7 separate regions of the Mus musculus genome follow, and all the other regions are linked to region 1. The links are chromatin loops, found by intact Hi-C in ENCODE. Cell type or tissue: heart. All regions are shown on one strand. Region 1 has its middle 22 kb from the start of A830035A12Rik. Region 2 holds the start of Mir7223 (microRNA 7223). Region 3 overlaps Prkca (protein kinase C, alpha). Region 4 overlaps Helz (helicase with zinc finger domain). Region 5 has its middle 58 kb from the start of Cacng4. Region 6 overlaps Helz (helicase with zinc finger domain). Region 7 overlaps Helz (helicase with zinc finger domain).

The links. Peaks named below come from ENCODE experiments on the same cell type or tissue, not always from the same donor. Only the 100,000 strongest peaks of a DNase experiment are listed, where the experiment ranks them.
Region 2: it touches region 1 in a loop (3-fold over the local background); 15 of 42 quality-filtered maps call a loop at or near these places.
Region 3: it touches region 1 in a loop (3-fold over the local background); 15 of 42 quality-filtered maps call a loop at or near these places.
Region 4: a loop joins it to region 1, with 2.5 times the contacts of the local background. A loop is called at or near these places in 4 of 42 quality-filtered maps.
Region 5: a loop joins it to region 1, with 12 times the contacts of the local background. A loop is called at or near these places in 25 of 42 quality-filtered maps.
Region 6: it touches region 1 in a loop (2.1-fold over the local background); 3 of 42 quality-filtered maps call a loop at or near these places.
Region 7: it touches region 1 in a loop (3.0-fold over the local background); 5 of 42 quality-filtered maps call a loop at or near these places.

The regions. Positions count from the first base shown.
Region 1 is chr11:107,510,159-107,514,158 of GRCm38, forward strand. No RefSeq gene overlaps it. Among named protein-coding and RNA genes, the nearest start is that of A830035A12Rik, 22 kb to the right of the region's middle. In heart, a CTCF peak has its summit at 1,970 (motif pointing right); DNase peaks (open chromatin) are centred at 943, 1,993 and 3,143; H3K4me3 peaks cover 1,042 bases; H3K27ac peaks cover 649 bases.
Region 2 is chr11:107,992,906-107,996,905 of GRCm38, forward strand. All of the region lies in intron 8 of Prkca (protein kinase C, alpha), which reads right to left. It overlaps Mir7223 (microRNA 7223), which reads left to right and starts at 3,943; the gene lies at 3,943-4,000. In heart, a CTCF peak has its summit at 1,804 (motif pointing left); no DNase peak of the experiment used is centred here; H3K27ac peaks cover 585 bases.
Region 3 is chr11:107,980,727-107,984,726 of GRCm38, forward strand. Prkca (protein kinase C, alpha) reads right to left here. Exons shown (of 17, transcript NM_011101.3): 10 at 3,159-3,332; 11 at 885-976. Among named protein-coding and RNA genes, the nearest start is that of Mir7223, 14 kb to the right of the region's middle. In heart, a CTCF peak has its summit at 2,015; no DNase peak of the experiment used is centred here.
Region 4 is chr11:107,585,939-107,589,938 of GRCm38, forward strand. The region is part of intron 5 of Helz (helicase with zinc finger domain); the gene reads left to right. Among named protein-coding and RNA genes, the nearest start is that of Gm39426, 40 kb to the left of the region's middle. In heart, no CTCF peak of the experiment used is centred here; no DNase peak of the experiment used is centred here.
Region 5 is chr11:107,850,795-107,854,794 of GRCm38, forward strand. No RefSeq gene overlaps it. Among named protein-coding and RNA genes, the nearest start is that of Cacng4, 58 kb to the left of the region's middle. In heart, a CTCF peak has its summit at 2,494 (motif pointing left); no DNase peak of the experiment used is centred here.
Region 6 is chr11:107,571,943-107,575,942 of GRCm38, forward strand. It overlaps Helz (helicase with zinc finger domain), which reads left to right. Exons shown (of 33, transcript NM_001368755.1): 4 at 2,996-3,223. The coding sequence starts at 3,014. Among named protein-coding and RNA genes, the nearest start is that of Gm39426, 26 kb to the left of the region's middle. In heart, no CTCF peak of the experiment used is centred here; DNase peaks (open chromatin) are centred at 1,549 and 2,179; H3K27ac peaks cover 1,307 bases.
Region 7 is chr11:107,615,108-107,619,107 of GRCm38, forward strand. Helz (helicase with zinc finger domain) reads left to right here. Exons shown (of 33, transcript NM_001368755.1): 14 at 3,876-4,000. Among named protein-coding and RNA genes, the nearest start is that of Mir6932, 21 kb to the right of the region's middle. In heart, no CTCF peak of the experiment used is centred here; no DNase peak of the experiment used is centred here.

The DNA.
Region 1 (4,000 bases):
GACTGCTGGGAGGACCTGGAGACCAGGTCGGCTTTGATATGTAAAGTATACACCTCAGTCCCTTGCCTGAAACCAAACAGTGAAGAGCATTGCATACTCTGCTCTTGCAGAGGAGACCCAATCAATGCCTCTGGCTTCCAGGGGTACCAGCACTCACGTGCACGTACCAGCACAAGCACACACATAAATAAAACCAAATAAATCTTAAAAAAATAAAAAGTTAAAAGTTATCCTTGGTTACATAGGGGAATTCGGAGCCAGCCTGGGCTACATGAGACACTACTTCACTCAGTCACTCAAGGCTCTAACTCTAAGGCAGTGGGGAGCCAGGATCCTCCCTGTCCTTCCCTGTTCCCCTTTTGCTGTTGTTCCACCTCAAAATGTCACAGCAGTAGGGCAACATTCTCCTTGTTGGTCAGAGATACCATCTCTTCACTCAGCTAACTCCCAAGTTCCCTTCTGAAGCGGTGGCTCTTTAGTGGTGGCCAATTCCGACCTTCCCTCCGTCAGCTTCAGACTTCCCTAGATCTCCTCCTTGAAGTGGCCAGAACACAATGCTTGCTCCGCCCCCGGGCTCAGGCTGGCCCTCCCAAGCCCCCGGGAGAGCTCACGAGGAAACCCACCCAGGCATGGGGAGTTTCTTGTGGCATTTATGTGAGAAAAGTGCCAAACTTTGAGAGACCTAAGCCTACAGAAATCCTGTAATTTTTCTCTCAGGCCAGTGAGCAGATTGCTGCGGAATCCAGACTCTGCTGTATCGCCCCGAGCTCATCCCTTTCTCAAGATGAGCTCAGTTTTTCCTCTAGAGGAGAAGCCAAAGGTTCCTGAAGGACTGCCTCTGTCTGTCGTCTATGTCATTATTTGCTGCAAGGCTGGTGTTAGGCACGTGGTCCCAGCGTGGCAAAGGAGCCAGCAGGGAGGCTTAAGCAACTCCGAGCAGAGCCCCGCCCAGGCCCTAGGGGGTTGAGACCCAGAGGTCCTTGTGACAAACGCATATCAAAGGCTTTCATCAGGTGAGGGGATGGAGGGCAGGGAGCAGAAGCCAGAGGCTGGCTCTTTGTGCTTTGAACTTTTCTTGGGAAAATAACATCTGCTACTGCGTTTCTTGCTAAACAGGCAAGGTGAGAGGGGAATCAAAGTAGCTTTGAGGAAACTCTGAGGCAGAGAGACACAGTGGGTGGACCTTCCAGAAGCTTCTCCGACCCACAGCCTGCAGGTTGAAACCAACAGATATTTCGGAATCACGTTCTTCATCGGTTTTTATTTCTCCCCCACGGCCCCCACCTTTCCCCAGGCAGGACCGATGCAGGGTGGGGTGATGTCTGCTATTACAGAAGGTGTTTATGGCGATCAGTGAACAGTCCCTGGCACTGGGGAAATTAAAAAATACAGACACAAGAGATGAGTTGGTTTTTTTTTTTTAAGTCCTGTTTTCCCAAATACTGATAATATTATACATTTCCTTCCATTCTTGATCAGTCTGTGCCTTTTAAAAAGTGGGAGGCAGCCGGGCATGGTGGCACCCGCCTTTAATCCCAGCACTCCAGAGGCAGAGGCAGGAGGATTTCTGAGTTCAAGTCCAGCCTGGTCTACAAAGTGAGTTCCAGGACAGCCAGGGCTATACAGAGAAACCCTGTCTCGAACTCCCCCCAAAAAAGAAAAGTGGTAGGGAAGCATAGTGGTGGAGTGCATGCGTAGCCTATACAAGACCCTGAATTCACAGTACTCTTCCCCCCCCCCAAAAAAAAAGGGAAAAATTTTAAAACATTGATTGATTGATGGATTGATTGTGTGTTTTCACCTCAGTGTGTGTGTGTAAGCCAGAGGACAGCATTTGGGAACCTGCTCTCTCCCTCAGTCATAAAGGTTCCAGGAACTAAGGTTTTTGACTTGGCTGCAAAGCCATCTCACAAGACCAAAAAAAGATTTATTTTATTTTAGCATGAGTGGTCTCGCGGCATGTACACCTGTGCACCAGCAGAGGGCACCAGATCCCAGTATAGATGGCTGTGAGCCACCATGTGATTGCTGGTTATCAATTTCTGGAAGAACAGACAGTGCTCTTTTTTTCTTTTCTTTTTTTTTCTTTTTTTTTTTTTTTTTTGGTTTTTCGAGACAGGGTTTCTCTGTGTAGCCCTGGCTGTCCTGCTGGAACTCACTTTGTAGACCAGGCTGACCTCGAACTCGGAAATCTGCCTGCTTCTGCCTCCCGAGTGCGAGTGCTGGGATTAAAGGCATGTGCCACCACGCCTGTCCAGGCAGTGCTCTTAACCGCAGAGCCATTTCTCCAAACCCAAGAGTTTTTCTTACATAGAAATTATATAGGTAAAGTGTGTGTGTTGACTTTTCCATTTATTACATCATGAATCGTGTGTGTGTGTGTGTGTGTGTGTGTGTGTGTATGTGTGTGTGTGTGGAGATGTAGCTCAGTGGGTAGAGTACTTGCCTAAATGCCCAAGGCCCTCGTTTCAGTCCCCCCCACACCCAACCCCCAACAACTACACAAGAGAGGTTTGTGGCACAGGCAATTCAAGCACTCAGGAAGTAGGGTTAGAAAGATTAGAAATTCAAGGTCATCCTGGGCTACAGATTGAGTTTGAGGTTAGCCTGGGTTACATTAGAGCCTGTCTCAAACAAACAAACAAACAAACAAACAAACAAACCAGCTGGTAGGATGTGTAAGGTGCTTCCTGCCAGGCCTGATGACGTGAGTTTACTCCCCAGGACCTACATAGAAGAAAAAAAGTTGTCCTCTGACCTCCATTTACCAGACCCCACCTTCAGTCAATCAGTGTAATAAAAATCAGCCGAACAAAATGTTATGTCATGAGCATTTTTCCATTGGCGATATTCCCTGTAAGAGAACTCTGGCTCCAGGCACAGTCAGCGGGCAGCCCATGCCTCTCCTGCCATGCTGAGAGATGCAGGCTGCTAGCTGCCCAGGCCGAGCCCCACCTGGAGCTTCCCCCAGCCCGCCGCTGCCTTGCTTCCAGGTTCAGGCAGAGTTGCCCGTGCCAAGGTTTCTCCCATGGGCCCTTGTGAAGCTTTCCACAGCTTCAGCATCAACGGCACTTTTGTCTGCTCCACTTGGGGGAGAGGACGGTATAATCTGTTTTTTGTGTCCTTGATGGATCTAGCCCAAGTTCCATGGATCCATGGACTTGCTCAGTTTCCCTAGATGGCCTCGAGCCAAGAGCAGCTCAGAAGCCAAAGAAACCCAAATCCCTGCCTTGGCAGCCAAGACGCTTCCTGTTACTGTGTGTGTCCGTGTGTGTGTGTGTCCGTGTGTGTGTTCGTGTGTGTGTGTGTGTGTGTGTGTGTGTGTGTGCGCGTGTAAGAGACATCTCACTGTGTAGTTCCACACAGTTTTCCTTCAGCTGTCATGAAATGAGGAGCTACCCCTTTCTAGTGGACTGAGATGTAAAGAGCTGCTGTGAGTGCAGATAGCCTTTGAGCCTGGACCCGATCATCAGCTGCCCAGAGAGGGTCTGATGACAGGAATGGGATCCCAAGAGACTACTGAACAGTCCTTGTGCAGAGTCTCTTGTGGTTGAAGTCTTGGACCCTGGGCTGGCATTATTTTAAGTAGTGTGAAGTTTGAGAGAATTTATGGTGCTTTGCACCGAGAAGGCACAGGCAAAACGATCACTGTGAGTTTAAGGTCAGCCTGGTGTATATAGGGAGTTCCAGGCTAGGTTTGACTTTGTTGAGGAAGAGAAAGAGAAGAGAGAGGGAGAGACAGAGAGAAGGGACAGGGGTCTGGGGGAGGAGGAGAAGGAAAAAAGAGAAGAAGGAGAAAGATGAGGAGGAGGAAGAGAAGAAGAGGAAGAAGAGAAGAGGAGGAAGAAAACAAATGCAGAGGATTGTGGGACTCTGGACTCCCTCTGGCTTTCTATATAAGATATGACCACTTGTTTTCACGTTGTGTTATTTTGTGACAAGTTCTTTCCACGCGGCCCCAGCTGTCCTGGAACTCCCTCGGTAGAACAGGCTGACCTTG
Region 2 (4,000 bases), 480 kb after region 1:
GACTGAACCCAGGGCCTCCAAGCTTAGAAGCTAGCTAACACTCTACCAAGAGCTACACCCCCAGCCCTGCACTTGGACTTGATAGGATGCCTGTGTCCCTGGCTAACTTACCAGGACAGAGAAAATGGAAACTTCTCAACACACCTGAATTAAATTATCGTTCGGTCTCTTCTGTGACGTTTGATTCCCCAAGTGGCACAAGACAATAAGGCTGTGTTGCCAGACTAGGCGGCATTTAACTCAAGGATGCACAAGGACGGGGGATACACAGAAAGCCACTTCCTTAGTGAGAACTGTTTTTATGGTCGTAGCCAATGAGGTGGTTGCCCCTGTTAAAATGAAGCCAGGAAGCCACAGGAAGCTGATGGAACCCTATGCTATGGGAACCAGGTCACACCCCATGGGTGGGTAGGTGGGGGAATGTGGCCCCAGGGGTCGATTTAGAGCTTTCCCTGGTGGTTTTTTTTTTTCCTACCAAGCCTGGTTTGTTTCTAGTAGACATTGCTATTCTCTTTATGGCCATCTGTTCTTCCTTCGTGTTCTTTGGCTCATCCAGTGATGGATGGCATGCCTATCGAGCCTGCTTCATCTCTTCCTCACACATGTATGCAGAGTATGTTGATCCCACCCCCCGCCCCCCCAAAACACACACCTTATCATCTCCTGTTTTCCTCCTGTCCCCTGGATTCCTGTTTCTCCCTCACTAATTTCCACTCCACTTTCAAGTCTCCCCCCACCCCCTTTGCTTCTTCCTTCCTTCGTTTTCTGGCGAACGAACTGAGTTTTGTTAGCGTTAACAGGAGCACAGGCACCTTAAGAGTAACTGCTGCCGGGCGGTGGTGGCGCACGCCTTTAATCCCAGCACTCGGGAGGCAGAGGCAGGTGGATTTCTGAGTTCGAGGGCAGCCTGGTCTACAGAGTGAGTTCCAGGACAGCCAGGGCTATACAGAGAAACCCTGTCTTAAAAAAAAAAAAAAAAAAAAAAAAAAAAAAAAAACTGCCCCTCGTCCCCAGCCCCAGTTACCACTAACTGCCAATAGCTCTTCAGGGAGGGTGTGCCCCTCCCCCCACCAGCAACAGTTAACTGCCTCCAAGTCCTCTGGGGTAGACCTGGCCATTCCTAGAAGCAGCTTAGCCTGCCTCACCTGGTAAGTGCTCCCTAGAAAGCTGTTTGCCTTTAGTCCTTCCCAGCTGCTATGGGAGGATCCTGGGATTCCCCAAAGGATCCTGTTTTGACGAACATCCCATTGTTACCTTTTCTAGGTGTTTCCACCCATGAAAATGTAGTCTGCCTCCCCCCCCCCCCAATCCCCTCACCTCCCAGGGCTGACAGCCAATTCATGCAATGTCCACCTTAGGGAATGGCTGTGGCATATTATGTTTAGACTCTTTTCACACTAACACATTGCTTTTCCTGCCAGGAGCACCTGGATCACCACCACACAGGCTTTGTGGGATCGGAGTCCCTTGAATTCACACATGCTGTCCCAGTATTGGTTTTCCAGACTGTCAGCAATGCTTCTTAAAGGCAGGGGATTCTCTGTTCCTGAGAAAACAGTTCCTGGGCAAGCAAGGGCAGATAGAAAGCAGCAACAAGACCTGTGTCGACGGCCCTTGACCGCCTCTGTTTTAGGACGGAGGTTGTTGCCTAAAATTGGGAGCAACTGGGAGCGTGAAGTGATCATTTCATTGCCATTCCTGTTCATGAACAAGTAGAGGCCCAGGCAAGTTTCTGCTTCTGTTGTGGCTTGTGTTCGTCAAGGTGCAGGGAGTCTTTCTTTTACCAGTCTCTACTGCCCTCTTGTGGTCTTCAGCTCCTGGAGTGATTGCACCCTGATGAAGATCTTTGCCTGGAGATTTGCCCAAGGTTCAAGCAGAGTCCAGATAAATAATGCAAAGTGGTGTGAATGAAGTGGTCCATCTTCCCAGACAGACCTTTACAGAGATGACAGGAACCACAGACATGAGAGAGCCAAGTGTCTGCCGGTGTCAGTGGGAGTTTTGAAATGGCCAGATGCTTATAGGAAACTGCAAAGCTCAAATGATAATAGAGCATTTGTGTCTTCTGAATGTTCTAAAACCTTCTTCCACACTCAGGCACCGCAAACCACACAACTAAGAGTGGATCGGAAGAGGCGGGGGAGGCAGTGGGCATTGTCAGGGACCCCCGAGGGGGCTGAGAGGCATGGTGTGGGGGAATGGTGAGAGATGGTGGTAGTTTTCACACGAGGGCAGGATTCAAATGAAAAAGTCAACTCTGGGGTGTTCAGCTAGAATTGAAGAGCCAGAAGAAGCCGGACCAGAAGAATCCAAGCAAGTGCCCAAACTGTCCCAGCCAGGCTTGACACTGAAGCTCGCTTTCCTCCGTGGTGGTTTAGATAGGAAAGATGAACAGAGAGCTGTACCGTGCCACCCCCACCCTGGTCCTCCCCAAAAGGGGCTCGAACCTGGGTTTTTTTACACAGAGGTCTTTGTTTCTGGTTTTTTTTTTTTTTTTTTTTATGAGTTTGCCTCTGAAATGCTGTTCAATCCACTTGTTCAATCAGTGAAATGTAAGGATTTTCTAAACTCTCTCTAATTGACAGAAACAAGCATTTTGAAAAGGAGAGCCAACAACCATTAAATTTAGCACAGAACTTCCACAGTGTTCTGTTTTAGTCCATGTGCATGGAACATTTTAAAACCATCCTGGTTTTTAAAGCCCAGGCATCCAATTATAGCTCTGTGAGACCCCTGCTTCCAGGATTGGCTGCCAAGGCACTGTTCTGTGTTCTCTGAAGTCTGTGGCCATCAGCTCACAGGGAAGGAGTGATGCTGAGCATGGTTGCTGGACCCTCCCAGTCACAGACTGGAATGCCACATATGGTATCCTTACTTTCTCTGGGGCCTCAGTTTTGTCGTCTGTAAAATGGACTGAAATGTTACCTCATCAGAGATGAACTGGATTTTTAAATTTCCTATATTTTTGTTTGTGAAACTAACTTTTAATGGCTGAGCTATTTCTCCAAGTCAGATCTTTTATTTCTACTGGACCGCAACTGGGTGTTGCTTCAATGGCAGTGTCTAGCCATAGCCATGACAGGTGGCAAGCAGTATCAGAAGAGATTCAGGATCGTTAGAGAGGAAGAGACGAAGCTTCAGCAGGAAGACTCCCAATGAGGTAGACACAGAAAGCCAGGCAGTTCGCAGGGTTCTACTGCCAGTGTCGGTCTTCAGAGGAAAGGGGCGGGGGGTTTCTGGAGAAGGAGTTTCAGTGCAAGAGAGAGGTGTAAATCTATACCTTTTTCTGTGTGTGTGTGAAGGGGGGCACCAGCCTGGTGCAAGAGACTGCTGGGAGTGGGGGTTACTTTTCTGTGGTGCTCTGGGTTTCGGGGTTCTGGGGAGCCATGGAAAGTTGAGGTGTAGACTGTGTTGCAGAGTGTAGCAGAGAGGAGGAAGCAGATCACGAGCAGGCTCAAGGGCGGAGTCCTAGGTCCTCGAGCTGTGACCCAGAGGCTTCGAAAGTGTTTGGGGGACTTTTGCACAGTAGTTCAAGAAAGAGCCAACGGGATCTTCTAATGTGTTATTGTGACCTTCAAGGATGCTGTGCTGGGGACTGGAACAGTGTGGGGTACAGAAAGGTGACCTCAGATACAAAATGGGGCATGGTGGCATTGCTTCCTGCACCCCACCCCCACCCCAAGCCATCAGCTTTGTGCAAATGTGGCCACTCAGCTATGGCCCTTGCTGAGACCAAAGACCCTGCTTATTTCTGTGTGGCCTGTCGGCTGAGAGACACACAGTCTCTGGGGGCAGGCATGGGCTAGTTGCTGACAGATTTATTTTCAGAAAAGCCCACAAGGTAAAGATTAGTTTGTGGCCAAGCAAGAGCAAAGCCATGCTGAGGTAGGTGTGTGTGTGTGTGGGTGGGGGTGGGGGTGGGGGTGGGGGGTGACTGCACTCTAGCTTTGCTGAGGTGTCGGGGTGTGTCATACCCACACTGGTAACATTCCCTGTCTCG
Region 3 (4,000 bases), 470 kb after region 1:
ATGTTCGAGGACAAGCTTCCCTCCTCCTGGACAGTGTCCTCCCCCTGGCCTGTGATGTCACTTTAAAGAGGTTTTCCTTCTCTTGCACTTTGGCTTTTCCTCTTCCAGAATGTTCCTTGTAAATAAAGACCTACTTTCAGCTCAATTTTTTTCTTCCCTGCCGTGGTTCCCAGGGGTCCCCTTGCACCGGCCCCTTCCTTACTTTTCCTCTTGTCTCAGCCAGTAGGCTCTGTCAGAACTTCTGTGGGATCAAGCCCTTCTCTCTGCCATCCTCATAGGCTGCCCTCCCAGCAGGCTTTGCACTTCTTTGTCCAGCCTCCCCCACCACCTCATGTCACCTAAGCTGAAGGTCACCCCCTGGACTTGGCTCCATATCCTTTCCTTGGCAGGCACCTCTCATCTCTGGGTTGGGCATCCCCCAGTTTTGTGCTGCACCCACTCTCCGACTCTGGAGTGTTAGTGGTACCCTGTGTTGACCTGCACTGTTTCAGCAATGTGTCAGGACTGTTGGATGGCTTTTGCTAATGAGAGCATGGGCTGCCCAAGGGCCTCTCATCACTTTACACTCTTGCTGGATGAGCAGCAAGCAGGGAAGGCTTCCATCCATACGGGTGTTAGTAGGTGATGGGGAGGCAGGCGTCCGTATGTCCAGTCTGCTGAGACTAGAATCACTGGTCCTAAGACATACCTATTATGCACAGGTCCTGTTGGCTCAGCTGCTACTCTGGGAAGTTTCAGAGCTGAGACCCAAGTGAGCAGAGTTGCCCTTGGACATAGTATCTAGAAGGAGTTCTCAGTTGGGAGAATTAGGCTGTTTGAATTTCAAGACTCAAAATAAAAAAAAAAAAAAGAAAGAAAGAAAAATGTTAATAAAGATTACTCACACTGCTTGTGGCTCCTTAAATTTCCCGACTTGCTGAATGTGGTACATGAGGTCCCCGCCGTTGACGTATTCCATGACGAAGTACAGCCGGTCCTGGAGACCAAGGTTTACACGTGAGGAGGGTCCCTCCCCAGCAGAGCTTATCAGCTTTGCTTTCATATTAGCAAACACAGGGTGACCTTGACAGATCTGCTCTTCACTGAGTGGGGGATAATGTGCATCCGTACATCTGCAGGTGACGGACGCTGCTAACAGGTCAGCCTACTGGTAGTTATGCACCTCATTACAGTAAAGGCCTCAAACATTCTTTCCCTTCCCCCACACAGACTTCCCCGTACGGACAGTTCGTCTCTCAATCAGGGGTGATATGAAGACCCTATACGGGGCCTGTCATTCCATCTTAACCCCTGTTATCAATGGTGCGCATGCGTAAAAGATAGCCTGCGACTTCCAGGAGCTATGCTGGGCTAATGCAGTAAGGTGCGTAAATGGATGCTTCTGAAAACATATCTTTTGGGGTTATATTGAACTCATAAATTACGCACATGTAATGATATTTAGTGGGTGGAAGAGAGGGGTTCACCATAAAAGGAGATTTTAATCAATGTTCTTTTGCCTCCAGAATGTGCTCAAATATTGCCTTTTTCTAAATATTTTCTGTCACTGGTATGCTAAGAGCTGGCCCCACGGAGAGCATATATCATGGAGCCAAGTAAGTCTGCATAGTTATGAGGCCATTATGCTGGGACAGATGGGGACATTATGCCAGGCAGTTTAATGGGAGGACAACCAGCAGCACAACAGAGCATGGTAAGAGCTGACCTCTGCTAGAGTCTAGAAAGCAACCCCCCTTACACACCGGGGCTATTAAACATTCAAGTGTAGCTCCAGGAGGGAGAGATGACGGAGCTGGTGTCAACAGCCCCGAAGTGGCTATGGGAACCCCCGGCTCTGGATTCAATTCCTTCTTCGCAGTTTCTTCGCAGTTTTCCAGAGCTGCACGGGTGCCCGTGGGCTCACAGAACAGGGCTGAGATTGTGTTCTCCCTCCTAACCTTCCCACCAGTTCTCTCTGGAGCTCTGAGAGGGCTGGAGCCGACTGCATGACCAGTGCAAGGCTGACACACAGCGGCCGCTGCCAACATTGCATGCTTGGCGCACGCCGAGTCCACAAAAATCCCCCATTTTGAGACTCCAAGCTTCTCAAGGCATCTTGTTCCCCAAGATTTTAAAAGGAGAGGCCTAAGCACGGATCATTTTTCCATCACAGGGAAGTTTTACATGAGACGGTGACTGTAACACTAGCTGTCAGGGGAGTGAGATCTGACAGCGGCTGCTTGGAGAGTGGGGCTTGGAGGTGGGGAACCCCTCAGCTCATCGCTGCATCTTAGAATGCATGTCAGTGTGGGGAGACCAGGAAGCCCCACAGCTGGTGTCTTTGTAGTTTGAACATTTCTTTTACATTTTACTTTGCGCCTAAGGTCAGCAGAACTTTTTCCTGTAAACGGTCAGATTGTAGGGGCAAGGTTTGTGTGTTTCTTACAACTCCTCACAGCCTTCACAGTCGGGAAGCTGCTGTGGGTGACAGGAAAGTGGAGGGGTGTAGCTTTGTCCTTAGAATGTTAAATTTTGAATTTCATATGCGAGGAAATATTATAATCTGGGCTTATTTCTTGTGACCTTTCTCACAGCTCTCGGGCTGCTGGACAGGTCACAGCTTGCTCCTCCTGCTGTGTCATTATACAGAGACAGCTCCTCAGAAAACAAAGTGTCCTGGCACACCAATGCTGGGCGTGGCAGCAGCAGGATGGGGGAGGGGGTTGTCTGTAAAAGGCAGGGCTGGCTAGCTATGGTGGCACACACCTTTAATCACAGCATGTGGGAGGCAGAGGCTGGCAGATCTCTGAGTTCAAGGCCAGCCTGGTTTGCTTAAAAAGAGAAGGCAGGGCTGTGAATCCACAACTGCTTTGCGAAAGTCTTAGCCCAGGGCCTACAGGAAGAAGACCTCTCACGTACAGCCACTTGGAGGACCTTAATGGACACCCAGATCCTCCCACGTGCAGGCCCCTTATTTAAAGTGGTTTGGTATTTGTATTTATTCCATGCCCACGTGCCCACCAACACCAATCATCTCTAGACTATTTATTTCTAACATAATGTAACCACTGCTGTAATGAAAGCTGAACAGTGTGAGTTTGTTCCCAAAGGAAACGGGATTAAAGTCCCGAGTGTCTCGAGACCATGATGTAGTGTTAGACAGGAATGACAGTCCTCACCACTGTCTGGAAGCAGGAGTGCAGCTGTGTCAGAAATGGCGGCTTGTCCAGCAGGGCCAGCACGCGCTTCTCCACCATGGTGCACTCCACGTCGTCGTCCTGGATCACCACGTCCTTCTTCAGGATCTTGATGGCGTACAGTTCCTCCGTTCCCTTCCTGTCAGCAAGCATCACCTGGGGGAGTGGGGGTGGGGACAGAAGGAGAGAAGGCTCAACACTGGTGGGCAGACATCTGGTACAGGGAGTGGGGGCGGAGGTTGTGGGGAACAGTGTCGGGAGACAGTTTGGCAACAGCTGGTGCAGGTCTGTGAGTGACTCGTGAAAAAATGCTAACACATTCTGCTGTGGTTTCATCCTGGGTGGCATCCCCTTAAGTCTGCATGGAGAAGCTTTGCTCCTTGGTGTGACAAGGGTTGGGGAGTGGGAGGCCCTGTAGGAGCCGAGGTCTGCTCTGGCTTCATTTCTGATGCTTTGATGAAATATGCTTGACAAAGAAATAACTTGAGGGATAAGGGATTCATTTCAGCCATCAATTCCAGGTTACAGTTCATCAGTGCAGAGAAGTCAAGGCGGGAATGTCAAATATCTAGTCAGATCCACAGTCAAGAGCAGAGAGACATCAATATGTACATGCTTGTGCCCAGCTCACGCGAGCAGTTCAGGATGGTTTGCCTAGGGAATGGTGCTTTGGGCTGGGTCTCTCCATATCAACTAATTTAATTAAGACAATTTCCCAGGCACACGTCCACAGTCTAAACCAATTTCAACTCTGTTTTCAAGGGATTCTATTTAGGTTGTGTTAAATTGACAATTAAAGCTAACCATCACAGGCCTTTAGGTTA
Region 4 (4,000 bases), 76 kb after region 1:
GCGCAGCAAGTGAAGAGCAAGTGTCCTTAACCCCGGAGTCAGCTCCCTGACTGCACCTCGCAGTTTGGCTAGTCTGTCCTGCTGCTGAGGTCCTGGGATTTTCCTTTCTTCTGCCTCAGCCGCAGGGTTATTGGCATGTGTGGCCCTGCCTGGCTTTTATGTGGGTGCTGGGGATTCAACCTCAGGTCCTCTTGCTGTCACATCAAGTGTGGTTTTTTGTTTTGTTTTGTTTTGTTTTGTTTTTTCGAGACAGGGTTTCTCTGTGTAGCCCTGGCTGTCCTGGAACTCACTTTGTAGATCAGGCTGGCCTCGAACTCAGAAATCCAGAGTGCTGGGATTAAAGGCATGTGCCACCACGCCCGGCTGCATCAAGTGTTCTTATCTGCTGACCTACTTCTCCAGCTGTCTTTTAAAAAAGACGTTTTCTAGACACAAAGCTTTTCTTTTTTTTTTTTTTCTCCAGTAGGAGTTTAGAATTTAAGTTTTTCTAGTTGAAACAATTGCAGGTTGGTAAGTTGTAAGGAGAGGTCACATGTATGCTTTGAATCCTTGTCCATGATGGTTTTGACTTCTGTTACTCTAGTACTGTATCAAAACCAATAAATTAGTGTTAGTATGAGTGTGTATAGCATGTGCCACTTGTGTTGATTTGTGTAGCCACCAACAACCCCAGCACAGTGTTCTGTTACCATAAGACCTCACCGTGCTGTCTGTCCCACACCCAACGCTCGCTACCATTCCTGACCCCTGCCAACCACAAGCCACTCTCATCTGTCACGTGTCATCTTGTAGCTGCTGTCCAAGCAGAGATGTAGCATGTTTGACCTGAAATGGTTGTGTTCATTCACTCAGTGCCCTTGAATGGGTCCAAGCTGGGACAATCAGAGGTTCCGCTTTGATCTCTTAATAGGAATTGAAGGCTTTACGGAATTGGATTTTGACTTTCAGTCTGATTTCCCTCAAATGTTTATTTACATTTGTACATAAATCTCATTTTAAAAGTTCTGTTCCATTTATCTGTATTTGTTTTGTGTATGCACGTATAGTGTGTGTGTGTGTGTGTATGGCAGAGAATAACTTGTGGGATGTGGTTTTCGCCTTCCACCCTGAGGGTCAGACTCAGGCTGTCAAGCTTGGTGACAGCTCCTTTCCCCACTGAGCCACCTCCACAGCCTGATGTATAGGACTTGTATTTAAATTATGAATATTTGAAAGCTTAGTGTTTAAAATTGCGGGTCTTTTGTTGTTGCTTAGTGTGAATTGGTATGGAGGAAATGAACTGTGAACCAGGGTGAACTCAGTTGTAGGATTCTCGTTTGTAGTGACTCTTCTCAGAGGGTTTACTAATTAAACAACGGTAGTTGTACATAAATCTTCAGCTTTATTTTTGGAGACAAGTTCTCTTGCCAAGTTGCCCAGGTTGGCATTAAACTTGCTGTCTTGTCAAGGAAGGCCTTGAACTCTCTCTAGAGTGCGGTGTGGATGCAGTTACAGGTCCGAGCCACTTGTGCTTAGTTAGGAGGATGCTGTAAAAGAAATGTCATGTCCGTGCTGACTGGGTACTTACTAGTGCTAACCCTGTGTTACTTGGGCGTGAGTGTGACTGGGGGTATAACCAGGGCCTGGTGCATGTTGCTCTTGACTGTGGGCTACAGCCTCAGACCTGAAATTGCATTTGTACATAAGCAGAGATTTAAGATAGAGTATACCTTGCCTTGTGAAATCTCAGTAAGTCTTGTGCCGCAGTAACAAGAGAAAGAAAGTGCCTGTTAGCACTGGAGACAGAACTTTCTGTCGTAGGCAGACACAGAAGGGTGTAACTTTAGTTATTTCAAACCGTATTCTTAATAATGCTTCTTAACCGCTTTAGCCTCCCTTGTGCCCACCACCCACCCACCAGAGGTAGGGAGGAAGAAAGGATGTGTGGGCGGGGGTGAGGGGAGGCAAGTGGACCTGTTTAGAAAGGCTCTTTGGAGCAACTCCCATCTGTGTTGTCTGGAAATCAGCAGCTCAGTTCACAGGTTAGCAGTGGTAGCTTGAGCCACTCTAGCAGAATAGCCTCTCTCCTGTGTCTGCTTCAGCTCAAAGTTCTTCACGAGTCTGCCTTCGTTTTACACCTGTGTCCACTTTAGGAAAACACTCCTTCACGTGTTTGCCCCAGCAAACCACCATCCAACTGCCAAAGAACCTTTTAAGTTTCCACTTCCAAAGAGAGGCAGAGTGTCTGCAGTCTTCTTTGGTGAGCCAGCTAGTGAGAACAGTAAAAGGCTTGCAACAGAGATCTCACGATTCTGACTTCTGAAACTGAGGAGGAGAGAAGGGAGTTTCAGGATAGAAAAAGCCCCTTTTAAACTCAGCTTTTCTTCAGATGTTTTCATTTGGTAAGTTGTCACTAAGTGTCACAACTTTGCTGTGGTCATACGGCAGGTGCATCTCTGGAAGTTTAGGGTCTTTAATGAAGAGGGAGTTGAAGACACTAAAAGCAGTGGAGTTGTTTCCTGTACTGTGCACACACACAGGCTTGTTTGTTTGTTTGTTTTTGTTTTTTCCAGACAAGATTTCTCTGTGTAGTTCTATAGACAGGCTGTCCTGGAACTCACAGAGATCCACCTGCCTCTGCTTCCCAAGTGTTGTGATTAAAGGCGTGCGCCACCACAGTCCAGCTCACGCACATAAAGTTTTCACCGTGCTAAGAGTAAAAGCTTTATTCAAGCATGTATGAATGTGTAGCATGTGCATGCCTAGTGCTCACTAAGTCAGCAGACAGATCAGATTCCCTGGAACTGGAGTTAGACATGGTTGTGAACCACCATTGGGTCATAGGAACTGAACCCTGGTCCTTTGGAAGAGCAAACAGTGATGTCACCTGATGCTCAGTCTCTCTGTGAAACCCTTCAGTTGCTATTTATTTATTTATTTATTTATTATTTATTTATTAATGATAGGGTCTTACTTTGTAGCCCTAGCCAGACCAGTACTTATATAGACAAGGCAAGCCTTAAACAGAGAGACCTGCGTGCCTTTGCCTCCCAAAGGTTGGGATTAAAGGCATTCAAATGCCAGCTGAATTTGTGTGTGTGTGTGTTTTTTAAAATCATGTTTCTTTTATTTATTTATTTTTTGTTTTTTTCTTTTTTAATTATTTATTTTTTAAAGGATTTATTTATTCTTATATGAAAGCACACTGTAGTTGTCTCCAGATGCACCAGAAGAGGGTGTCATATCTTATTACGGGTGGTTGTGAGCCTCCATGTGGTTTCTGGGACTTGAACTCAGGACCTTTGGAAGAGCAGTCAGTAGTGCTCTTACCCACTGAGCCATCTCTCCAGCCCCTTGTGTTTTTTTTTTTAAGATTAATTTACTTTTATGTGTGTGTGTGTACCCGTGCAAGTTTATGTACACTACGTGTGTGCAGGATCCCACTGAGGCCAGAAAAAGGTATTGGATCCACTGAAACTGTAATTATACATGGTTGTGAGCTGCCATGTGGGTTCTGGGAAGCATACCTGGGTCCTCTGTGGAAACAGTTAGTCCTTCAGACTGAGGAGCCATCCCACCCGCGCCCCTGCATCTGTTTCTATACACTGTCCTTTTCACAAATCTGTGACTTGTGTGGCAAATGAATTGTCAAAAACCTAATGACTGATACTTAGGAAGAGTCTTTATGATTATTTATTTGACTTATTTTGAGGCAGGGTTTCAACATGTAGCCCTGGCTGGCCTAGAACCTACCATGTAGGCCAGGCTGACCTTGAACTGTAGATAATGTGATTGCTGTGGCATTGTGTGGAGGTAGATGTCAGAGGACAACAGGCAGCAATTGGTTTTCCCTTTTCACAATGTGGTTTCAGGGCATAAAACAGTTGTCAGGCTCGGTGACAAGTATATTTACCTGCTAAGCCATCTTTGCAGCCCTTGGTAGAGAGCTCAGAACATAATAAACACACACGTGCATGTTTAGAATAGTTTAGTATTTTTTAAAAAGATTTATTTATTTATT
Region 5 (4,000 bases), 340 kb after region 1:
TCTTGTTTGTTTACTAAGTGTGTTAGGCTGACTGGCCAGCAAGCTCCCGGAAATCCTCCTGCCTCTGCCCCCCTAGTGCTAGAATTACAGGTGTATACCACCACGCCTGTAAGTTCTGGATGTTTGCATGTCAAGCCCCGTACTAGCTGAAGCATCTCTCCGTGGCATTCCCGACAAGGGCTCTCTTTGTGAGCAGCAAGTCCATGGTGGGCAGCCTGGAAGGATGCTCCCGCGTCTCTGTTCTGGCGGCTGGCTGAAGTGAAGCTCTTGAGGTGTGACTTCTGGTGGCGTCTCTATTCAGGTACCTCCAGGCTCTGGGATAAACTTTTGTGTGTGTTAGCCCCATGAGCACTCACAGGTCTATCCTAGCCACGCCTCCCTGGCCTAGAGGGTCCCTCACTTTGTGGCCACCTTACCCTGCATATGACAAGATGGAGTGAAGGCTGCCAGCCTTCAGGGGTAGCTATTTGGAAATATTCGGAGCCATGTGCTCCCAGAGGATGTGGCTCGAACACTCTTAGAATTCAGTTACCCTGACCTGTGGTCTGGCACCTGCTTCACCTCTGGGCTCGTAGCCTCAGTTTACCCTCCACTCTTCGTGTGTTACAAGGAGCAGTTGCTGGCTCTTTTAAAGAGGAAAGGATTTGCGCTAACACATTGGTTCCCTGTTCTTCCTCTTCGACTTGGGGACTTCCCAAGCCTCTGACCCATTTAATCCATCCTCGCACGGCTTCTCTGGCCTAGAATGTCCCTCGCTTTGGTCCAGACTTACACATTCACCAAGTTGTGACAAGATGAAGCAATGACTGCAGGCAGTTCGCCTTTAAAGGCCTAACCGCCCCTCCCTCTTCTGTAGGTCTGACCATTTTCCAGTGCCCCCCCCCCCAGACACTAGTGACCTCAATTCTAGCATTTGCACGGCTCCCTGCTTCATGTTAGATAAACTCTTTACTTCTGACCTGGCCACACATCTGACACATCTGATCTCGGAAGCTAAGCACGATTGGACCTGGATGGGAGCTGGCCTAGGAATACTTGGGAGCTGTATTGGGGTTAGAAGAAAAGAAAGCAAGAAACCAAGAAAGCTAGAAAGCAAGCAAGCAGGCAGGCAGGCAAGCAAACAAGCTAGCAAGTAAGCAACTCTATACTCACCCCCTTGGTGAGGCCTCCTTCTACTGGGGCATACTGGTGGTATGACTGGGGTCTCCCTCTCCTCCCTGGAAGGGCTGTTAGCCCTTTCTTAGAAGTCAAAATCTAAACGCCAAACCCCCAGGAGAATGGGCAGTTTACTAAGATTGACTCTGAAAAGAACTGAACGTATCTAATAAGTGCAAAATTCCCATCCTGCGTGTGTAAGCTGCTGGCCCACTATGCATGTTCAACATGCTCCGTAATGCAATTAGACATCATTATGCAAAATAGGACTCAGTGATTTGGGAACAATGAGAGGACAAAGAGTTGGAATCCCTCCTGAATTCTCTAACTGGAAAATTCCTTGTATTTTTTTTTTTATAAGACAATGTTCTCCGATGTCTATGCAGACACACTGTTTATCTGTCCCCTACTGGACATGAGGCTCCTGCACCTTGATTAAGTGGTTAGTAAGGGCAGGTGTGTGTGTGTGTGTGTGTGTGTGTGTGTGTGTGTGTATGGGTGTGTGTGTGTGTATGGGTGTATGGGTGTATGTGTGTGTGTATGGGTGTGTGTGTGTATGGGTGTATGTGTGTGTGTGTATGTGTGTGTGTGTATGTGTGTATGTGTGTGTGTGTATGTGTGTATGTGGTGTGTGTGTGTGTGTATGTGTGTATGTGTTGTGTGTATGTGTGTGTGTGTGTGTGTGTGTAGGGGGCTGGACACCTGACCTCAGCTCGGAGGCTTCTTAGGTCCAAGTGTGGCTTAAGCTGAAGCCCAGGAGCTGTCACTCTTAGCTCAATTTTATTTATTTGTTTGTTTTTATTTTTGTTTATCTTCTTTTTTTTTTCTTTTAGAGACAGGTGTACCCTTGGCTATCTTGGAACTCCCTCCTTAGACCAGGCTGACCTCGAACTCAGAGAGTCATACTACTGCCTAGCTTCAGTTTTAATTTTTCAAGATTTACTTCCATGTTCTTGAGTGCTTTGCCTGCATGTATGCACATACAGATCCCCTGAAACTGTAGTCGCAGATGTCATGAGCCATCCATGTGGGTGCTGGGAATTAAACCTGAGTTCTCTGCAAGAGCAATATGTGCTCTTAACCCCAAAGCCATCTCTCTAGCTCTTACAATTAGTTCACAAGACACACCTTGTGTCTGTTACTTGTCCCTCTGCTGTGACAAAATACCGGACAGAAATAAGGGAGTGTGATGGCTAATCTTGGTTGTCAACTTGGCTGGTCTGGAAATCAACTAAAATGCAAACCACTGGGCAGTTCTGTGAGAGACTTTCTTCATTAGAATATTTGAAGCAGGGAAACAAACTCTAAGTGTGGGTGGCACCCTCTGGTGGCAGCCCAAATAATAGAACATGGAAGAAGGAAACTGCTTTGGGCCTCCTGGCCCTCACTCTAGCTTGCAAATTCACCTACTCTGTAACTGCTGCCTTCCTTTGCTGTTACATAACAAACTTCTTCAGGTTTCCAGCATAGGCTGAAGACTGGCAGCTCTCCAGAAATCTTTCAGGACTAACACCAGATTGGAACTGCTGAGATATCCAGCCTAGAGAGCTGGGCTCAGGTTCTCTGCCTTGCCGTTGGAAGACAGCTGTTGTTCTAGTACCTGGACCATATTGTGAGAGCTAAATTAGTAAATCTCTCTTCAATACATACATATTCATTCTATCAATTCTGATCCTTTAGAGAACCCTGGCCAACAACACAGGAAGAAAGGCTTTCTCTTGGCTTACAGTTCTTGGGGATACAGGCACCACACAGTGTAGCAGCAGACACAAGAGGCAGCTGGTCACATTGCAGCCATTCTCACAAGTCAGAGAGCAATGAATGGTGTCTTCTGCTCGCTTTCTTCTTTACATTCAGTCCAGGACCCTAGCCCATAGAGCGGTACTACCCATGAGCAGGGCCTTCCCATTCCCAACAAATATTATCCCCTAGGGATGCCCAGAGATTTACTTCCATGGTGGGCCATCAAGATTAACCATCACATTCCCTAGCTGTAGAGGTTGAGGAACCCTGTTCCCAGACCCCAGGAGCAGGTTTATGGCTGCTCTAAAGCAGGGGCTCTTTGGTGTGTGTGTGTGTGTGGCCGCAGATGGTGGATGAACATCAACTGATTGTCAGGGGTCCAGAGTCCAGGTGGAAAAGCATCCTTGCTTACAGAGTAAATACTTTATCTCAGGCATATACATCGGGCTGTCTAGATTCTACAGCCACAGGCAGAGTATACTTGATAAAAAGCCAATCTCAGCACTCGGGAGTCAGAGGCAAGAGGATCATGAGTCTGAAGCCAACTTGGGCTGCATACCAAGGCTTTTGTCATTGTTGCTGAAAAGTTTAAGTTAGCGTACACAATGATAGGTACTGTTATGGCTTAAAACCAAAACCAAAACCAGGGTCTCACTAAAAAGTCCTCCTTGGTCTAAAACTCACTATGTAGACCAGGTTGGCCTCAAACTCACAGAGATACCCCTGCCTTTGTATCCTGAATGCCCCCCCCCCCTCTGTTGTTTTTCTGAGTATGGCAGACAAGCCTGGGTCTTTTTAGAAAACAAAGACAAAGAGAGGTGAAGGAGGAGGAGGAAGAGGGGGAGGAAGAGGATGAAGAGTGGAAGGAGGAGGAAGAGTGGGAGCAGGAGGGTGAGAAGCAGAAGGAGGAGGGACTGAAGGGGCAGGAGCAGGAGGAGGAAGAAGAGGAAGAGGAGGAGGAGGAAGAGGAAGAAGAGGAGGAAGAAAAAGTTCGGAGAACTCATTTGCAATGAATACACACTTTTCCTTGTGATTGTTGTCTAGGTGGTTCAGCCGTCTATCTCCTCCCATTGTCTGACTTGTAGGACGTGCTTTCAAGTTT
Region 6 (4,000 bases), 62 kb after region 1:
CTGTGTTCCTTTGGACCCCTCTTGTCCTGTTCCTTCAGGGTGTCTGTGTCTTCTGCAGTATCAACAGTATGGTAAGCTGAAGGGCAGTGCTCAGTTCTGATGCCTCTCATCCTGCACTGCAGTTTATGGCAGCAGAACAGCTTAGTGAGGGCAGAGCTAGGTTATCAAGGCTGGAGCTGGGGTGTCAGCCAAGAGCATTCTTGTAGGCCAGTGCTTCTCCACCTTCCTAATGCTGTGACCCTTTCATACAGTACCTCATGTGGGTGACCCCCAACCATGAAATTATTTTTGTTGCTACTTCATAACTGTAATTATGCTTCTGAATCATAATGCAAGTATCTGGGTCTCCTGATGGTCTTAGGCAGTCCCTGTGAAAGGGTCGTTCAACCCCAAAGGGGCTGCGACCCACAGGTTGGAAAGAAACTGCTGCTGTAGGCTGAGGAGGTGGCGGGACAGATGACTTCCATAAGGCCAGCAGGGAGCATGGAGGTTGTCAGGGCAGAAGAAAGACTAAGAGAATTAATTGACCAAGCGAAGCAGGCCTTGATGCGGGTGGAGAGGAGGGTTGGCAGGAGCTGGCCCTGAAGCAGTACCGTAGCTGTCACTTCTTACAGCCAGGTCTTCTCTGCCAGGCTCTGTTCCCAGTGAAGGCATGGGGAGAAGCAGGCTTGAATTTCTGCAGCCCGTTTTAATGATTATTATACCAGTGTGAGCACATGACACAGAGCACGTGTGTGTGTGGTCTGATGGTGCTCCTTCCACTCCTTCCACAATATGTGGGTCAGACAAGCTGGGGGCCTCTTCCAGGAAGCACCTTAACTGTGCCATCTTGGGGGCCAGGCCCTCTTATTGTCTCCTTCTTGAACTCTTTGACTGGGGTTTCTCTCTCTGATAGAGTGAACTAGTATGTATGGATTTATTAGAATGGCTTACAGGATGTGGCTGTCTCCATGGAAAGGTGAGGGGTCCAGCAGGTGTGTCGCATGCATTCCCAGTCAGTCCTAGTCTTGAGAGCTGCCCGTCTTCCGTCTGTTGGAATCCTGGAGAAGTAGGGTCTAACACTGGCAAAGGAACATCTCAGCAACAGGACAGCTGAACCCTCCTGTGTGAGTGGGGGCAAGCAGGCCAAGAGCAAAGCTTCCTTCTCCCCTGTCCCTCTATGGAGGCTATCACCAGGAAGTGTGGACCACAGTAAGGTTGGTCTGACTTCACATGATTGAGATTTAGTGTGGGTCTCCCACCTCAGATAATCCAGCCCAGAAAAAGCCCTCACAGCTGTGCCCGTCTGCTTGCGTTTTAGTTACTATCAAAGATGTAGTTTGAAAAGTCTTTACATTTGTGTGAATGCAGGTGTTGCACACCTGCCACAGAGCATACATGTGGTCAGACAAGTTGGTTCGCTCCTACTGTGGTTCCCTGGGATCCGCTCCAGTTGCCAGTTTGGCAGCAGCACCTCTCTCCACCAAGCCGGCTCGCTGGCTCTAGGCTCTAGTGTGCCCTTAGTGGTCAGTGCTGCCATCCCCGCCTACTGACCCTCCTCCCTTCGGAGGGCTGGCATTGATAGATTACTGCTTTTTCCCTCCCCTTTCATAGCCCTGGGAGTCAAACTCAACCCTGTACATGCAGGCCAGGGCTCTACCACTTAGACGTCCGTTGTTTACAGCCTGTCTGTCCTTCATGTGCTGTTACTGGTGGGAAGAGCCTCTCTTTCTCATGGCATTTCACCCATAGTTCTCCCTACCGTACCCTACTGCTTTTTGGCATCTTGAGTTTAACTTGTGGTTTATCTCCTCTTGCTGAGTTCAGCTGAACATTGATTTCCTTTTTTACACATTTTTAAGTGTCCTTGTGGGTGCGTGTGTGGGCGCATGTGTAGAGGTCAGAGGAAAACTTGCAGGAGTTGCTTCTTCTGCCTCGTGCTTGTCAGGGATCAGCGGGCTGCCAGGCTGGGTGGCCAGCACCTTTACCCACCGAGCCCTGTAGTGCAGCTGAACTCTTGGCTCTGCAAAGCTGGCTTTTGTTCCTGCTATGGTCTGTATGGTGAACTCTTGCTCACCTCCTGAGCCAGCTCACGCCTCTGATGGAATGAGTCTTTCTGGTTGTTGGGAGCCTGTGCTTTGGTTCCTCTGCTAACCTCTGAGATCCTGGAAAGCAGTGACCTCATGTGCTATCTCTGTGAGGCTGCTCGCACATGGCCTGGCCTTCTGGGAATGTGGGCGGAGTTGAAGTAATGCCCAGCTTGGACTTTGGCTAGCTTTTTTTAAGGGTATGAGGAAAAAGTCCTACACAATGTGGATTTTGATTTTCTTTTTTTTCTTTTCTTTTTTTTTTTTTCTGGTTTTCTTTGGGGGGGTTTCTTTTTTTTCAGGTTTTTTGGGGGGGGGATTTTGATTTTCACAATGACAGCAGAAGTGTAAGACTAAAGAGAGGCTGAAACTTGAAGGTTTAGACAGGAAAACTTTCTTTTGCTCCTTTGGTCAAAAAAGTGGAATCTTGTCTTAATCTGTACTTTGTAGCATTCATTTATGTTTCACTTACGAAGAATTCAATCCTGGTGGCTATAGTGAGTAGTTTAGCATGGATCTTTGTTAGATCTTACACTGTGGTGGCCGCAGTGGCCAGGCTGCCTGTTGGAGGAGGCCCTCAACAAGGGCGTTCAGCTGCTGGGGTGGGCATGGGGATGGAGTTTATAAGTGTATCTGTCTATCTCTGTCTCATTTTTTTAAAAACAAATACTCTTAAGATCTTTCATTATTTGAAAACGTTTTTTGCCTGTGTGTGCCTCCCAGTGTATGTTCACTGTATGCATGCAGGTACCTAGGAGGCCATCAGATCCTCTGGAACTGGCATTCGAGTTGGCTGTGAGTAGCCAGAAGCTGAACCTGGGCCCCTAATCTGGGTTCTCTACAAGAGCAGCAAGTGCTCTGAGCTGCTGAGCCATCTCTCCAGCCCTGTGCTGAGTCTTTAAGTCACATCATTCTTTTCTCGTGTTTAGGATTTTTGTCCCTGAGTCATGGAAGACAGAAGAGCTGAAAGGTCATGTGAACAAGCGTGCGCGTCACTGCAGAGGCAGGACTATGACATGGCCCTCCAGCACTGCACCGACGCCCTGCTCTCTCTTGGCCAGTACTCCATGGCAGACTTCACAGGGCCGTGCCCGGTGGAGGTTGAGCGCATCAAAATTGAGAGTCTTCTTTACAGAATTGCCTCATTCTTGCAATTGGTGAGTGAATGCTGTTGGTAAACCGGCGATGTGCTGTTGGTGGACACTTTCTATACAAAGCTAGCTTGGGCCTGAACAGATACGAGGGAAATACCTGGTGATTGCGCAACATTCTCAGCTGCAAACAACTATATTTTAAAACTTTACAAACTGTGTTATGGCACTCACTCATTCAAGACGTGTTTATCGAGCACATCTGTCTGATAGACACTGTTCTAGGACCTTCACACGTACACTGGTAAGAGAGAGAGGCCTTCTTCCTGTCGCAGTCTAGTAAGGGAAGAGATAGAAGCAGTGGCTGCTGCAGGTGGCTGCACACTAGGTTGACAGCATGCTGAAAGGAGAGAGCCCAGGAAGCAGGGAGCAGCCGTGCTGGAGATGGGCATTTACCCAGGCTGCTGGGGCCAGCCAGTGAGAAGGTGCTAGGAAGGGGTAATGAGGGTGAGCCTGTGGCGATCTGGAGGAAAGGAAACAGGCAGCCAGTGCAGGGACCCTGAGGCAGAGGCATCCCGGTCAGATGTGAGCAATAGCTGGGCTGGTGTGACCAGGGCAGAGTGAGTGAGGGTAAGGGTAAGGGTAGGGCAGTGTGGTCTGTCAGGCCTTCTGAGGCATTCATGGGAATGGTTGGGGGCTGCTACAGCTGGAGCAGAGCAAGGAGGGGTGGGATTTTATTCACCAGGAACCCTTAGACTGGTTTTCAAAATAGTCTATTTAAAAGCCCAGCGGTGGTGGCACACACCTTTGATCCCAGCAGTTGAGGCCAGCCTGGACTACAGA
Region 7 (4,000 bases), 100 kb after region 1:
AAAGGAAAGGCAAACCTCAAAAGTGCATTGTGCTGCTCTGCAGGTCTGATGGGGTGGAAGCTGTCAGAGCATCTACTCATGTTCAGTATGCAAAGGGAGTGTAATGTATTTTCATTATGCTGGGACTGTGTCTTGGCCCTTTTGGGCTGTGCGCTTCTCTCTCTCTCTCTGGAGTCTGACTGTAGAGCCTAGGCTGGTCTTGAACTTGTCAGCCTTACTTGTCAGCCTTTCGCCCTTTCCTCTTGAGTATTATATATATTACAGGTATGTGCTGGCCCATTTATACAAGTCTTTGTTTTGAAGATTTTATTTAGTGTGTGTCTGTGTGAGTGTGGACTCATAAGCGCCCAAGTGCTCCTCTCCTCCCACGCTGGTTTTGAGGCAGGGCTTCTCCTGTTTTGCTGCCATACTGTATGTGAGTGCTCCTGGTCAACTCTCCTGTCTCTGGCCCTCACTGAGACCACAGGCGTTGGCTACTGCATCCAGTCTCTTGAGTGGCTTGTGGGGATTAAACTCAGCTCAGGCACCTAGCACTTTTACCTGCTGAGCTGTCTCCTCCCATTTGTGTCACTCTTAAAAGGCTTGAATTTATTGTGCCTGTAGTCTGAGCTGAAGAAATCATATTTTATTAACACATGAATATGCATGTGTGTTGTTCCCATTATCATACTTTTTTCTTAGGAAAAATGCCACGTGAGTATTGGAATGAGTAGAAGTGACCAGATGCCTGGCGTGATGACACACACTGTTAATCTCAGCGTTTGGCCACTTGAGCTGCAGAGGGAGACGGAGCTTAGTGAAGCCCAGGACAGCCAGGGCTCAGTAGCAAGATCCTATTTCAAAATTTAAAAAAAGCACAACTTACCAGACACTTGGGCCTAGTGCTACACACCTTTTTTTTTTTTTTTTTTTTTTTTTTTAATTTATTTATTTATTATATGTAAGTACACTGTAGCTGTCTTCAGACGCACCAGAAGAGGGCATCAGATCTCATTACGGGTGGTTGTGAGCCACCATGTGGTTGCTGGGATTTGAACTCCTGACCTTTGGAAGAGCAGTCGGGTGCTCTTACCCACTGAGCCATCTCACCAGCCCGTGCTACACACCTTTAATCTTAGCACAAAGGAAACAAAACCAAGAGGATCATGGGTTCAAGGCCAGCCAGCAGTTTTTGAGCTAGAGCTCAGCCACACTGTGAGACTTGTTTATAAAGCTTCGGTGTGCAGGAGCTAAGGACAGTGCGCTTGGGCTCCTTGAATTTTGAGAGGCTCTCAGGATTTTCAAGGTTTATTTCTCCCTTAAAAGGAAAACAACTTTAGCCATATGTTGATAAGCATTCAGTGATTCTACCTTGGAGGAATTCCATCCAGTTCTGAGAGATGCAGTTTTTACAGAAATAGGATTTAGGGCTGGAGAGATGGTTCTGAGGCGCTGCCTTCTGTTCCCAGCACCCACATCAAGTGGCTCACAACTGCCCTTAACTCCAGCTACAGGGATCCCACACTTTGGCCTCTGGGAGCCCCTGACACACACATTTCTATCCCCCATACACACAGAATTTTAAAAGTAATAAGTATAAATCTTAAAATCAAAGAAAGAGCCATTAGCTGAAGCTCAGCTTTACATGAGCTTGTGCCGTGCAAGCCTAACTGGCCTGGCTACTCAGTCCACCGGCCCGTGGGCCTACAGTGGATGTGAGGCTGTGTGTCACCCTCTGTGGGTTACCTTGCTTCTCCCTCTGCTGCAGTAGACCAGGCCTTCTCTTGTTACTGGCCTGATTCTTGTTCATGTAGTCGGAAAAAATCTCATGAAACCAAACTTACTGTATAGCTCTGGCATTTGAAAATTGAAATATCACTTCAGAGATAATGAGCTAACAAATGCTGGCATTGGCCCTCCGTGTTTCTTAGGAGCTAGACCAGTGCTTTTACAGTAGTTGGAAATTTTGTTGGCTGTTATTGTGCCTCCTGGGAAGGCTGAGATTACATAGACTCCAGGATTGATCCAGAATGTGGTGTGCAACAGTGGAAAGGATTGTCTCTGTTCATTTAGCACCCTAAATGCTTTGTATTTAAAGTGTTTGAATTTCAAAGTGCTGTTCTTTAAAGGATTCATCTTATTTTGAATTCTGTGTCTGTCTTTTTGTGCATGTGCAAGTATTTGCATGTAAGTGCAGGTGCCCAAGAAGGCCAGAGGAGAGGGGCAGAGCCTCTGGAGTGGGGCTTCATTAGAGTTATCCAGGTTAAAGAGGCCGAGTGGCCAGCGACTTAACCATTAGTAGGAACACACAGTGCCTCCAGAATCAGGGCTTTGTGACAGTATTGTAGAGGAATAGCAGTTGGTGAGAGAGGAACCTTCAGTGTAACTCAGCTTTTAGCATGGACACACGGAATGGTGGAGCCTTTTTTTTTTTTTTTTTTTTTTTTTGGTTTTTCGAGACAGGGTTTCTCTGTTGTAGTCCTGCTATCCTGGAACTCATTCTGTAGACCAGGCTGGCTTCGAACTCAGAAATCCGCCTGTCACACACATGGGAGGGGTCAGGGGTTATTTGGTGCTACATGTCTGGGCATGGAGAATGCAGGAACAAAGGCATCCATTAGGGAGTAAGATGAGGGCACACTGGGCTTTGAGAAGGTGTCCGAGTTTGGATGGAAATGGAGGAATAGAGGACAGACGGCAGAAAGCCTCTGGACGTTTGCAGAGGAGGGAGTTTAAAGAGGAGGGTTGCTGCAAATACAAGGGAGGTGATTTGAAGCTTGGACATCACTGTTAGCTATAGAGAGCTCCTGTCAGTCAGCAGTGTATTAGAGGTAGTGCTGTCTCCCAACCCTGAGCCAGTTTTAATTACCCCAGGTCCTTCTCAGTGTATGGAAGGCAGCTCTATTTAAAGAAAGAAGCTTTATCTAAAGAATCATTCAAGACACAAGATTCTAACTATCCTGGACTAGCTTTGTAGACCAGACTGGCCTTGAGCTCACAGAGATCCTCCTGCCTTTGCTTTCCCAGTGCTGGGATCAAAGGGATGTACTGCCCTGACCCCCAAGCCCCTGCTGTGAACGTTTTAACTGTGTAAGCTAGTCTCGATTCTCTGTGATGCCTTCAGATGCATAGTCTCTCATAGTCCCATGCACGTGTGGGTGCATGAGGGTCCCGATGGCTGTCTACTAAAATAGGCTTGGTCCCCCCCTCCCCCCATCATTCCTGCACTAGAGTCAGTTCCTTATACTAACTAGCAAACTTGTATTTCGGTTGTTATTTGTTAGCATTACTGAAAGGGAATGTTACGTCTGGATTCTTTGGGAAAGACTTACCTCGCAGGCACTGACCTGAAAGTCCGCTCTAGCTTTAGTTCAGTGTCTTTCCTCCTAGGTTAGGCGCTATTAAAGTCTTAAGTATCTCAACTATGTTGTAAGTGGTTCTCCTATTAATGTATTCCACTTTATTACTTATAAAGTAGTCACCCATAGTTTACTCAGACTTACAAGAATTATTTATTTGTGCTTGTGCATGTGTGTGTATGAGAGGCAGGGCTTACATACAGGGGTGAGAGGAGTCAGTTTGCATCTTCTACCACGTGGCTACTAGAATGGAACTCAGGATATCAGGCTTGGCACAAGGCACTTTTACTCACTGAGCCCTATCAGGGGCCCCATGCAGTCTTTTAAAAATGCATACCTTCAACGCAACTAATGCTTATGTAACTTGTCTTCAGCTTGGGTTAAAGGCAGAAAGATATCATCTATAGAGTTGCTAACTTGTACAGTGTGGAATTGATAGAGTTTCATATTCCTTATGTTTATATTTGAATTTCTTTGTTGTGTTTTTCTAGTTCTTACAGTTTTGATACTCAAATTAGTTTTCTGCTTTTGATTTAGGTTCAACCTTAAAGTGCAATTGCAGATTTTAGCAAGCTTCATGCTCACTGGAGTTTCTGGGGGTGCAAAGTATGCTCAGAATGGACAACTTTTTGGTCGTTTCAAGCTTACTGAAACCCTCTCGG